Linked DNA regions of Homo sapiens: region 1 is linked to region 2. The links are chromatin loops, found by intact Hi-C in ENCODE. Cell type or tissue: K562. All regions are shown on one strand.

The links. Hi-C counts contacts between places; a loop is a spot of excess contacts. Peaks named below come from ENCODE experiments on the same cell type or tissue, not always from the same donor. Only the 100,000 strongest peaks of a DNase experiment are listed, where the experiment ranks them.
Region 1: it touches region 2 in a loop (2.3-fold over the local background); 1 of 110 quality-filtered maps calls a loop at or near these places.

What each region holds. Positions count from the first base shown.
Region 1 is chr4:55,668,952-55,673,951 of GRCh38, reverse strand. No RefSeq gene overlaps it. Among named protein-coding and RNA genes, the nearest start is that of NMU, 35 kb to the right of the region's middle. In K562, no CTCF peak of the experiment used is centred here; a DNase peak (open chromatin) is centred at 3,041.
Region 2 is chr4:55,727,564-55,732,563 of GRCh38, reverse strand. No RefSeq gene overlaps it. Among named protein-coding and RNA genes, the nearest start is that of EXOC1L, 90 kb to the left of the region's middle. RefSeq lists cis regulatory regions at 1,636-2,099, 2,150-2,876. In K562, no CTCF peak of the experiment used is centred here; DNase peaks (open chromatin) are centred at 1,833 and 2,563.

The DNA.
Region 1 (5,000 bases), 59 kb after region 2:
TGCCTTCCTTTCACTCGAGGAGGGGAGAGGGAAGAGTAAAGAAAACTGTGTCTTGCAACTTGGATACCAGCTCAGCCACAGTAGGATAGGGCACCAGGCAGAGTCCTGAGTCCCCCATTCTGGGCCCTAGATCCCAGACAACAATTCTAGACACATTCTGGGCCAGAAGGAAACCAGTTGCCTTGAAGGGAGGAACCCAGTCATGGTAGTATTCATCACCTGCTGACTAAAGAGCCCTTGGACCCCGAATAGTTAGTAGTAGTACCCAGGCAGTGTTTGCCATGGGCCTTGGGTGAAGCTCAAAGATATACTGGTTTCAGGTGTGACTCAGCACATTTCCAGCTATGGTGGGTATGAGGAGGGAGTCCTTCTGCTTGAAAAAAGAAGAAGGAAGAGTAAAGAGGACTTTGTCTTGCAGCTTGGATGCCAGCTCAACCACAATGGTATAAAGCAGCAAGTGGGCTTTTGGGGTCCCTGATTCCAAGCCTTGGCTCTTGGACATTTATGGACCTGTCCTGGGCCACAGGGAGGCCAATTTCCCTGAAGGGAGAGTCCCAGGTGTGGAAGCATTCACCATAAGCTGCCTGAAGAGCCCTTGAGCCATGCGTGAACATCGGCAGTAGTCCTGCAGTACTGGCCATGGGCCTGCGGTGGTGGTGGCCACAGGGAAAGACTTTACTGCTAGTGGAAAATTGAGAGAAGAGTGGGAAGAACTCTGACTTCTGGCTTGGGTACCAATTCAGCCACAGTAGAATAGAGCTCCAGGTAGATTCCTAAAGTTCTGACTCTAGGTCCTGGCTCACCAATGGCATCTCTAGATCTGCCCAGGCCCTGAGGCAGGGAGGGAACTTGCCTCTCTGAAGGGAAGGACACAAGCCTGGCTGACTTTGCTACCTGCTGATTGTAGAGCCCTAGGACCTTGAGAAAATATAGGCAATAGCCAGACAGTGGTTACTGTGGGACTTGGGCAAAACCCAGTGCTGTGTTCGCTTCAGGTCTGACCCAGCACAGTCCCAGTGGTGGTGGCCACAACTGTGCTTATGTCACTTCTTCCCCAGTTCCAGGAAGCTCAGCACGCAGAGAGAGACTCCATTTGTTTGGGAAAAAGTAAGGGAAGAGAGCAAGAGTCTCTCCCTGATAATCCAGAGAATTCTTCTGGGTATTATCCAAGTCCACCTCTATTATCCAAGTACTCTATGAGTCTGCAAGAGCCACACCATTACCAGGCTTGGGGTATCTTCTAATACAGATACAGCTACAATGGCCAAAACTTAGATCACAACTCCCAAGTCCTTTAGAATACCTGGAAAGCCTTCCCAAGAAGGATGGGTACAAACAACCCTACGCTGTGAAGACTACTATAAATACCTAACTCTTCAATTCCCAGATACTGACAAACATCCATAAGCATCAAGACCATCCAGGAAAACATGACTTCACCAAAGGAACTAAATAAGGCACCAGTGACCAATCCTGCAGAGACAGAGATATGTGACCTTTCAACAGAGAATTCAAAATCATTATTTTGAGGAAACTCAAAGAAATTTAAGATAACATAGGGAATTCAGAATCATATTAGATAAATTTAACAAAGAAATTGGAACAATTAAAAAGAATCAAGCAGAAATTCTAGAGTTGAAAAATGCAATTGACCTACTGAAGAATGCATCAGAACCTCTTAACAGTAGAATTGCAAGCAGAAGAAAGAACTTGTGAGCTTAAAGAGAGACCACTTGAAAATACACAAAGGAGACAAAAGAATAAAAAGCAATAAAGCAGGCCTACAAGATATAGAAAAAATAGCCTCAAAAGGGCAAATTTAGGAGCTATTGGCCTTAAAGAGGATGTGGAGAGAGACATCGGGATATAAAGTTTATTCAAAGGGATAATAACAGAGAACTTTCCAAACCTGGAAAAGATATCAACATTCAAGTACAAGAGAGTTATAAAACACCAGATAGATTTAACCCAAAGAAAACCACCTCTAGACATTCAATAATCAAATTCCCAAAGGTCAAGGATAAAGAAAGGATTCTAAAAGCAGCAAGAGAAAGGAAACAAATAACATACAATGGAGCTCCAATATGTTTGGCAGCAGACTTTTTGGTGGAAACCTTACAGGCCAGGAGGAAGTGGCATGACATATTTAAAGTGCTGAAGGAAAAAATATTTTATGCTAGAATAGTATATCCAGTGAAAATCTTCTTAAAACATGAAGGAGAAATAAATATTTTACCAGACAAAAGCTGAAGAACTTCATCAACACCAGGTCTTTTCTACAAAAAAGTGCTAAAGAGAGTTCTTCAGTCTGAAAGAAAACGACAAAACAAGCCTTAAAACATTCAAAAAACTATACAAACACATGGAAATTAAACAACATGCTCCTGAATTACCAGTGATTCAATGAAGAAATTAACAAGGAAATTGAAGTTTCTTGAAACAAATAATAATGGAAACACAACATACCAAAACTTATGGGATACAGTGAAAGTAGTACTAAGAGGAAAGTGTATAGTTTATAGTACTAAACTATTTAATTCAGCCAGGAACCTTTAATCTTTCATTCTCAAAGACCTAAATTCTGAATTTAATTAAAATATCAATTGTCATTCATGCTTCATCTCTATTCTACATTCACGATATGATTTAATTTGATTTCATTTCAATTTAATTTATATTTCTCTTTGGGGAAGTCCCTTCCTCTCTTTACATTTGTTTCCCCATCTGAAATGTGAAGATAATATTTATTGCATACAGTTGTGTGATATTGTGATATAATAGGAAGTATATGTTTTGGTTTTCATCCACAGTTCCTGGTTCACAGCCCCTAAAACCCTTGAAATTTCCTAAGCTATTAGAGCTATGGTAGTATCTTATTGTTATAATATTTGACTTTTTTGCCCTTGGTTCCTGAAACAGTTCCAGAATGATAAAAGTGAAAGAAGCATCTTGTGTTATTCATAACAAGCCCCTTTTATCCATACATGAATTTATGTTAATGAGGTAATTTTTAGAAAGCCTCCAGATAACCACAGGATGGGGTCTGGTTGCCAAGATAACCAATCATGTGATTAGAGAGTTGGAATTTCCAGCCCCATTGCTCACCTTCAGGGAGGGGAGGGGAGCTCAAGGTTGAGTTGATCACCAATGGCCAACGATTTAATCAATCATGTTGTTGCAATGAAGCTTCCATAAAAACCCAAAGGAATGAAGTTCAGAGAGCTTCTGGGTGGTGAGTAAGAACGCAACCATGTGCTATGAGGGTGGCACACCTGGAAGCTCCATAGGGACAGGAGGTCCTGTGCTTGGGACTCTTCTGGACCTCTCCCTATGTATCTCTTCATCTGGCTGTTCATTTCTATCTTTCAATATATCCTTTGTAATAATCTGGTAATCTAGTTTTATATAATGCTTCTAGTTCAAAATTTGACTCCTAAACTGTTTTCCTGAGTTCTATAAGCTGCTTTAGCAAATGACTGAACCCAGCAGGAGGTCATGCAAACCTCTGATTTATAGCTGGTCAGCCAGAAATGCAGGTGACAAGCTGTGATTGATATCTGAAGTGGGGTCCCATCTTCACTTATGGGACTGAGCCCTTAACCTGTGTACTCTGAAAGCCATTTCCAGGTAGATAGTGTTAAAATTGGGTTAAACTGTAGAATGCCCAGTCAGTGTCTGCAGAGAACTAGGGAATTGCTTGGTGTGAAAAAGATCCCTACACAATTGGTGGTCAGAAGTGAAGTGTTGTGAGTGTTAAGTGAGAGTATAAGGGGAAAAAAAAACAAAAAAACAAAAAAACGTTTTTCCCTTTTCAGTTGGTGTCAGAGAGGTGGGATTTGCTAAAATAACCTTGGCTTAGGAAACATGTGGTTTGGGAACAGAAAGAATAGGGGGTTGGGGGGAGAGAGAGAGAGAGAAAATGAAGAATATTTGATCCCTGGAGGGCTACCTAGTCACCTATGGTACAAAACTGCAGCTTTGCTGCAATCAGTTAAAGGTAAAAGTTACGAATTGTATTTAGAAATGGTGGTAGAACAAACTCCTGATGAGTCAATTCTAGGAAGTAAGCATTAGTAGTAATAGTTAAAATTGTAATGCATAGACACAGATGAAAGAAAATGATATTTGGGCTGGGCACAGTGGCTTACGCCTGTAATACCAGCACTTTGGGAGGCCAAGGCGGGCGGATCACGAGGTCAGGAGATCGAGACCATCCTGGCTAACACGGTGAAACCCTGTCTCTACTAAAAATACAAAAAATAAATAAATAAATAAATAAATAAATAAATAAATAAATAAAAATAAAAATTAGCCAGGCATGGTGGCAGGCTCCTGTAGTCCCAGCTACTCAGGAGGCTGAGGCAGGAGAATGGCATGAACCTGGGAGGTGGAGCTTGCAGTGAGCCGAGATCACGCCACTGCACTCCAGCCTGGGTGACAGAGCAAGACTCCGTCTCAAAAAAAAAAAACAAAAAACCACTTTTCTACATTTATTTTTCTCTCTCTTTTTTTTTTTTTTTTTAGTATTCAGGTATATCCAGATGGTTACCTTGATGGAAACTGTGTTTAGATATTTAACCATTTGGATATATCTGAATTGTTAATAAATTGTTTATTTAGGTCATGCTTATTCTATTACATAGGAATTTATAAAACTACATTTATATAATATGATTCTTAAATATACTAATCAAATTAGGTCAAAATTAATGAGATCCTAAACATTTTCAAAGCACTGAAGCCAGTGTAGTTAAATTTGTATTCTGAATGGCGCTATTTTGAGAGCTGAATGATAAATTTCTCTTGAATTATTATTTTACTAAAGTACTTTGGTGAGAAGAAACAAATACAGAAGGAGCAATAATAGAGGAGTTGCACATTTGAACAGTTGCCAAGTTAGAGAACCCTAAGCATTTTTAGCAGCCCTCTGGAACTCAGTCTTAAAATGACTTTTCAGATGAATGGGCATTTGTTTCACCCCTCCCACCTCCTCCAAAATC
Region 2 (5,000 bases):
AACATAAAGATCAATTTTATGTTTATTATTTTAACAAATGAATGGAAAGAAGTAATTAGGTATATGAATTTTTTTTTTTAAAGAAAATTTTAAATGCCAGAATGTGAGTTCTTGGACTACTTGTATAAGGAAGTAACACCAAATGCTTTGGGAAAAAAGGAAGGTTGACAATAATCCATAACAATTTTCTGGTCACAGTTTCCTCAATAATATTTCCTTTCAGTGTTAGTTTCTTCTCTCCCTCCCATTGGTCCAGTTTCCATCACTCTCTTCTGCTCCTTTTTAATATATGAAAGTTCTTCGCTTCTCTCTCCCTTTTTCACTGCCTTCTCTTCCTTGTGCCTAATGTAATCTCTCTCTTTTATCCTCACAAAACCCAAATCCAGGTCAGCAAATTCCATTTATAGTCATAAATCTGGTCTCTGCTCTGTGTGCACTCATACGTATTTCTGAAGAGAGGATGGGGTGTTGGAAGAATCTGACTAGCAGAGGTAGGTGGGGAGAGCAGAGCAGAGAAGTTCTCTTTATTTATACTTTAGTACTGAGGGCAAGAGTCTCAGCATTTAAATGTCTGAATTATTCCTTTGCATGGCAAGAATGTGTCTAGATTTTTAAAAGCAACAAACATAACTACATATAAATAAAGGCACCTCCAGTTTGGTAGTGTTTTCAATAACACTCGCCTTGGTCAAAATGTTGACAATATAAGGGGGCACTCAAAATTGCTAATTTTCTCATTCCAATGCAAGATCTCCTTACTACAGGGTTAAAGTAGGTTTTCCCAAAGCTGTTTCAGGGTTGATGCTTATTTGAATCTTTAGATCAGTATCATACCAAATCTGAAGACAATTATTCCTAATTGATTTTTATTCTATACTTAGGAAAAAAATGTGAAAGCAAAAGGAGGTTTCTGTTCAAGATTTAAAAATGATTCTGCATTGGCAATTACATAAATGAACTTTGGAGACTCTTGGGAATTGCTTGCTAAATTCAATTTTCTTTATAGTTTGGGCCACTCTAAACTCTTCTCCAAAGCCTTTAGAAGTTTTAAGGTCAAGAGACGACCAGAATAAGAACTGCAATTGCAGCTACATGGAGTGTCTGTGTGGAATAGAGAACATGACTTCTTTTATTACATATGACACAAGAAACAAATATCAAAGTGGACCCTGGTATCTATGGGTATTTAATGCAATGTAGCAGATGAATCACAAAGTTAACATTTATGAGACATTAATCGGGCCATTTCTAATGTCATTCCTTGCATGCATGCCTTCTCTGCCTTTCATTCATTTTGAAATAAAGAAAAAAATTGCCTTGGTTTTAGTGAACCTTAGAAAAATAAGTGTAAAAAAACATCTCTGGATGTGGTTTCTTGTTGATTTAGGATTCTGATAGCTTCATCATTCCTTTCTTGGTGTGTCTCTCCAGATATCTCAAAGTTATCTTAAATGATCTTAAATATGTTAAATATCCCAAATGATAATCTGGGAACCCCTAGAATGTAGACTCCTCAAAGGCAGGGATTTTGTCTGTGATCACTGCCATCCCAGTTCTAGAACAGTGTCTGGCACAAGTGCTCAATAGCCTTTGATTGAGTTGGGTTGGTAACTGGATGTTGGGAAAATAACTTTGTCTCTGGAGTCAGACTGACCTAGGTCAGAGTCCTGGCTCTGTGACTCAGTGACCTGGGACAAAGTATATCACTTCCCAGAGCTTCAGTTTTCTGATATGCCAGGTGCCATTGGACCTCAGCAGAGAGAGTATGCACAAAGCACTGAGCATGGAGCTTGGGAGGTACCAGATGCTTAGTCAGTGACCATTCCCTTATGAATTCACAGCCATCCTACCCTTTTTCTGCTAGAATTATCTATTTTCCTGAATGCAACTGATTCAAAGTAAAGCATTTTCAGAGAAAGCTATCATGATTTCTAAGAAGAGTATCTAGGATCAGAATTCCCAGAAACAGAATGAACTTCTCCCTGTATTTCTTAGCTTTACAAGCCCTAAATCAGCTAATCTCATCTCCATAGGATCTACACCAGCATAAACATGGAAAACACCATTTTTTAGATTTCTGTCAACCTGAACATTCAGTATTTTCAGGCAGAAGAGTTGAGTTGAGTTGTGTTTTTATTTGTTCTATTTTATTTTCCACTTGTCAAGTAGATTAAGATTAATATGTAGCTCTATTTCGTTTGGAAAGCGGAGCTTTATTTCTCATATAAGGTTGCATCTTACAGGGTGGCCATTCTGACAAGCTAGAAACAGGCTCTTTGAGGGAGGAGCAAAGGGAACAGGAATTTATGCTGAAAGGGGTGGCGAAACATACATATTCAATAAACTATAGCAGGAGTCATGAATATTTATGAAAGGAGAAATATGCACATGCCCCAGTAAACTTCATGCCCCTTCATGGGTACCATGTTCAAAAAATAGTGGAGTTAGCATGATCCCAGGGAGGAGTTTTCAGCCCTCTGAGGTCAAAAGTTGAAGCAGAGGACATGAAAACCCTTACTGCGCATCCTCCATGGTCTCTTATCAGGAAGGAATGCTGGCCGGTTATTTTGTAGAAACCACAGAAGGGAGAGGTCGCATCAGGTGGTTGATACTAGGGGTGGAGTGAGTCTTTCCAAAGGGCTGGTTTCTGTTTAACCCTTAGGAAAAGGTGAGGGAGGGGTTATAATGAGGTTTCTCCAACCTCCCATCCCGTCATGGCTGGGAACTCAGTTTTTGAGTTTCTCTGGGGTCCCTTGGCAAAGAAGAGGTCTGTTCTGTTGCTTGGTGGGCTTAGGATTTCATTTCTATTTCTCATTTTCTTCCTTTTGCCTGAGATTTCCCAGAGGCAGTATTGATGGCCAAATTTTTATTTTGTCCCATTTCATTGCCAGGGGGGTGTGGCCCTCTTTAATGTCTAGGATGACCTAGGGGTCCAAAAATGCAGACCTTTCTTCTCTTTTTGACATTTCATGCCTGATATATTACATTCATCTAATAAATGATTTCCAAGCATTCTAGTCTTTGAGGTTAATTATGTGTTCTCACTATCACTCAGTTGTATACCTTACATGTCTCATTTATTTTATTAACTAATGTTGTAATCAGTTACTGACTGCCTACTTTGTGTCTTTGCATTTTAGTTCTGTGGGAAATAAGGAAGGATAAGAAACAAGTTGAGGGGTTGGACTCTATTCTCAAGGAGAAAAGAAATACAACGAAAATTTAAAATATTTACTGTATTATATATGTTTATAAAATGGCTTGCATAAATAAAGGTGCTAAATAAGTGGTTTTAATAATTACTAGGTCTGTAGTTAAATGGAAGAGACAAATCTTGTAAACATTACACCCCTAGGAAAAATTATTAGAGGATATAGGTATATGCATAACACTATGGTAGAGACTGTATTTCTATATTGTTTTGAAGTGTTAGAATTACCATAAATAGGCTGATCATAGGCCATCCAGCAAAAAGGAAGTTACCAGCAAGGGCCAAAAGAAACTAATGAATATAAAAAGCTGGTGCCCTCTCAGGAAGGCCCAGAGATTAAAATCACCATGTCCATGGAGTGTGGAAAACTCCATTCTGATATGGGCCAGCCATACTGTCCAAGGGGACGGATCCAAGGGGCGGGAAGGTGAGGCTAGTTCCCTGCAAGGTTAGTAACAGAATCTTAGGGAAGTCTTTCTGTGTATAAGGAGTATCATGGTGAGGGTGATGTTGGCTATAAGACATGCTGGGAAATGGAAGAAAGAAGGGCAGGATTGAAGTGGTTGAGGTTGAAGCAACGGGAAATTAGTTGGGACAAAAGGGTTGAGCCCTTCTAGGGCTAGAAACCCAAATCACCAGGTCTAAGAAAGTATAGCAAACTTTAATCTAGTGTTTCTCTAAATATCAAAAAGTTCTAGCGATCATCTTGGACATTTGCTAAAAATACACGGCCAGGGCCGGGCGCGGTGGCTCACGCCTGTAATCCCAGCACTTTGGGAGGCCGAGGCGGGCGGATCACGAGGTCAGGAGATCGAGACCATCCCGGCTAAAACGGTGAAACCCTGTCTCTACTAAAAATACAAAAAATTAGCCGGGCGTAGTGGCGGGCGCCTGTAGTCCCAGCTACTTGGGAGGCTGAGGCAGGAGAATGGCGTGAACCCGGGAGGCGGAGCTTGGAGTGAGCCGAGATCCCGCCACTGCACTCCAGCCTGGGCGACAGAGCGAGACTCCGTCTCAAAAAAAAAAAAAAAAAAAAAAAAAAATACACGGCCAGGCCCTGCCCCATGTCTCTCACAGCAGGATCTTTAGGAGAGAGCTTAGGATTCTGTATTTTTAATGAGTGCTCCTGATGAGCTTTTATGACTAGAGAAATTTGGAAAACATTGCTTTAGTCCAACCCAATCTGGCATCAGGATTCAAACTCTCTCTCAGAGGGTAGGGCAAGACTGGGAAGCAAGGACTTTTTGGATTCAGAAGGGTGTGTAGATGGTATATCTGGAAGGCGTCCTGGAAGCAAGATATAGCCTGGAGAAACAGGGCTATCATATTCTGGATGTGGGAATTAGGGCTCCAGTGAACTGAAACTATTTTAGGCAGGGCTCTAGTGCTTGTGGGAGACCAGAGAAGATCCTGGGAAATACAGCATCAGTCAAGAATTCAGCCACAGAGATGGGAGGGGTGATAACCGCCTCCAGCCCTCTCAGGGCAAACAGAATATTTAGGCTTGTGTGGTGTCCCTGTCTTGATGGGCTGGGTTAGGCTGTACCCTTATGGGTAAAAACTGAGTGGTACCTCTCTATTGAGAAAGATGTTGTTACTGGATGGCAGCCATTAGAGCAAATGAAAGGTCCTCTGGACACCAGAATTCACCAAGGAGGCTAGACAGGCCATGAGGAAACTCCAGCTTCTTTCAAAGCTTCGGTCCATTTGGTTCAGATGTGAAAGGATTTGGGTGTCCTTGAAGCTTCACCCTCTTAAGTCCAGCAGGGTCATAGTGGGGGTGATCATG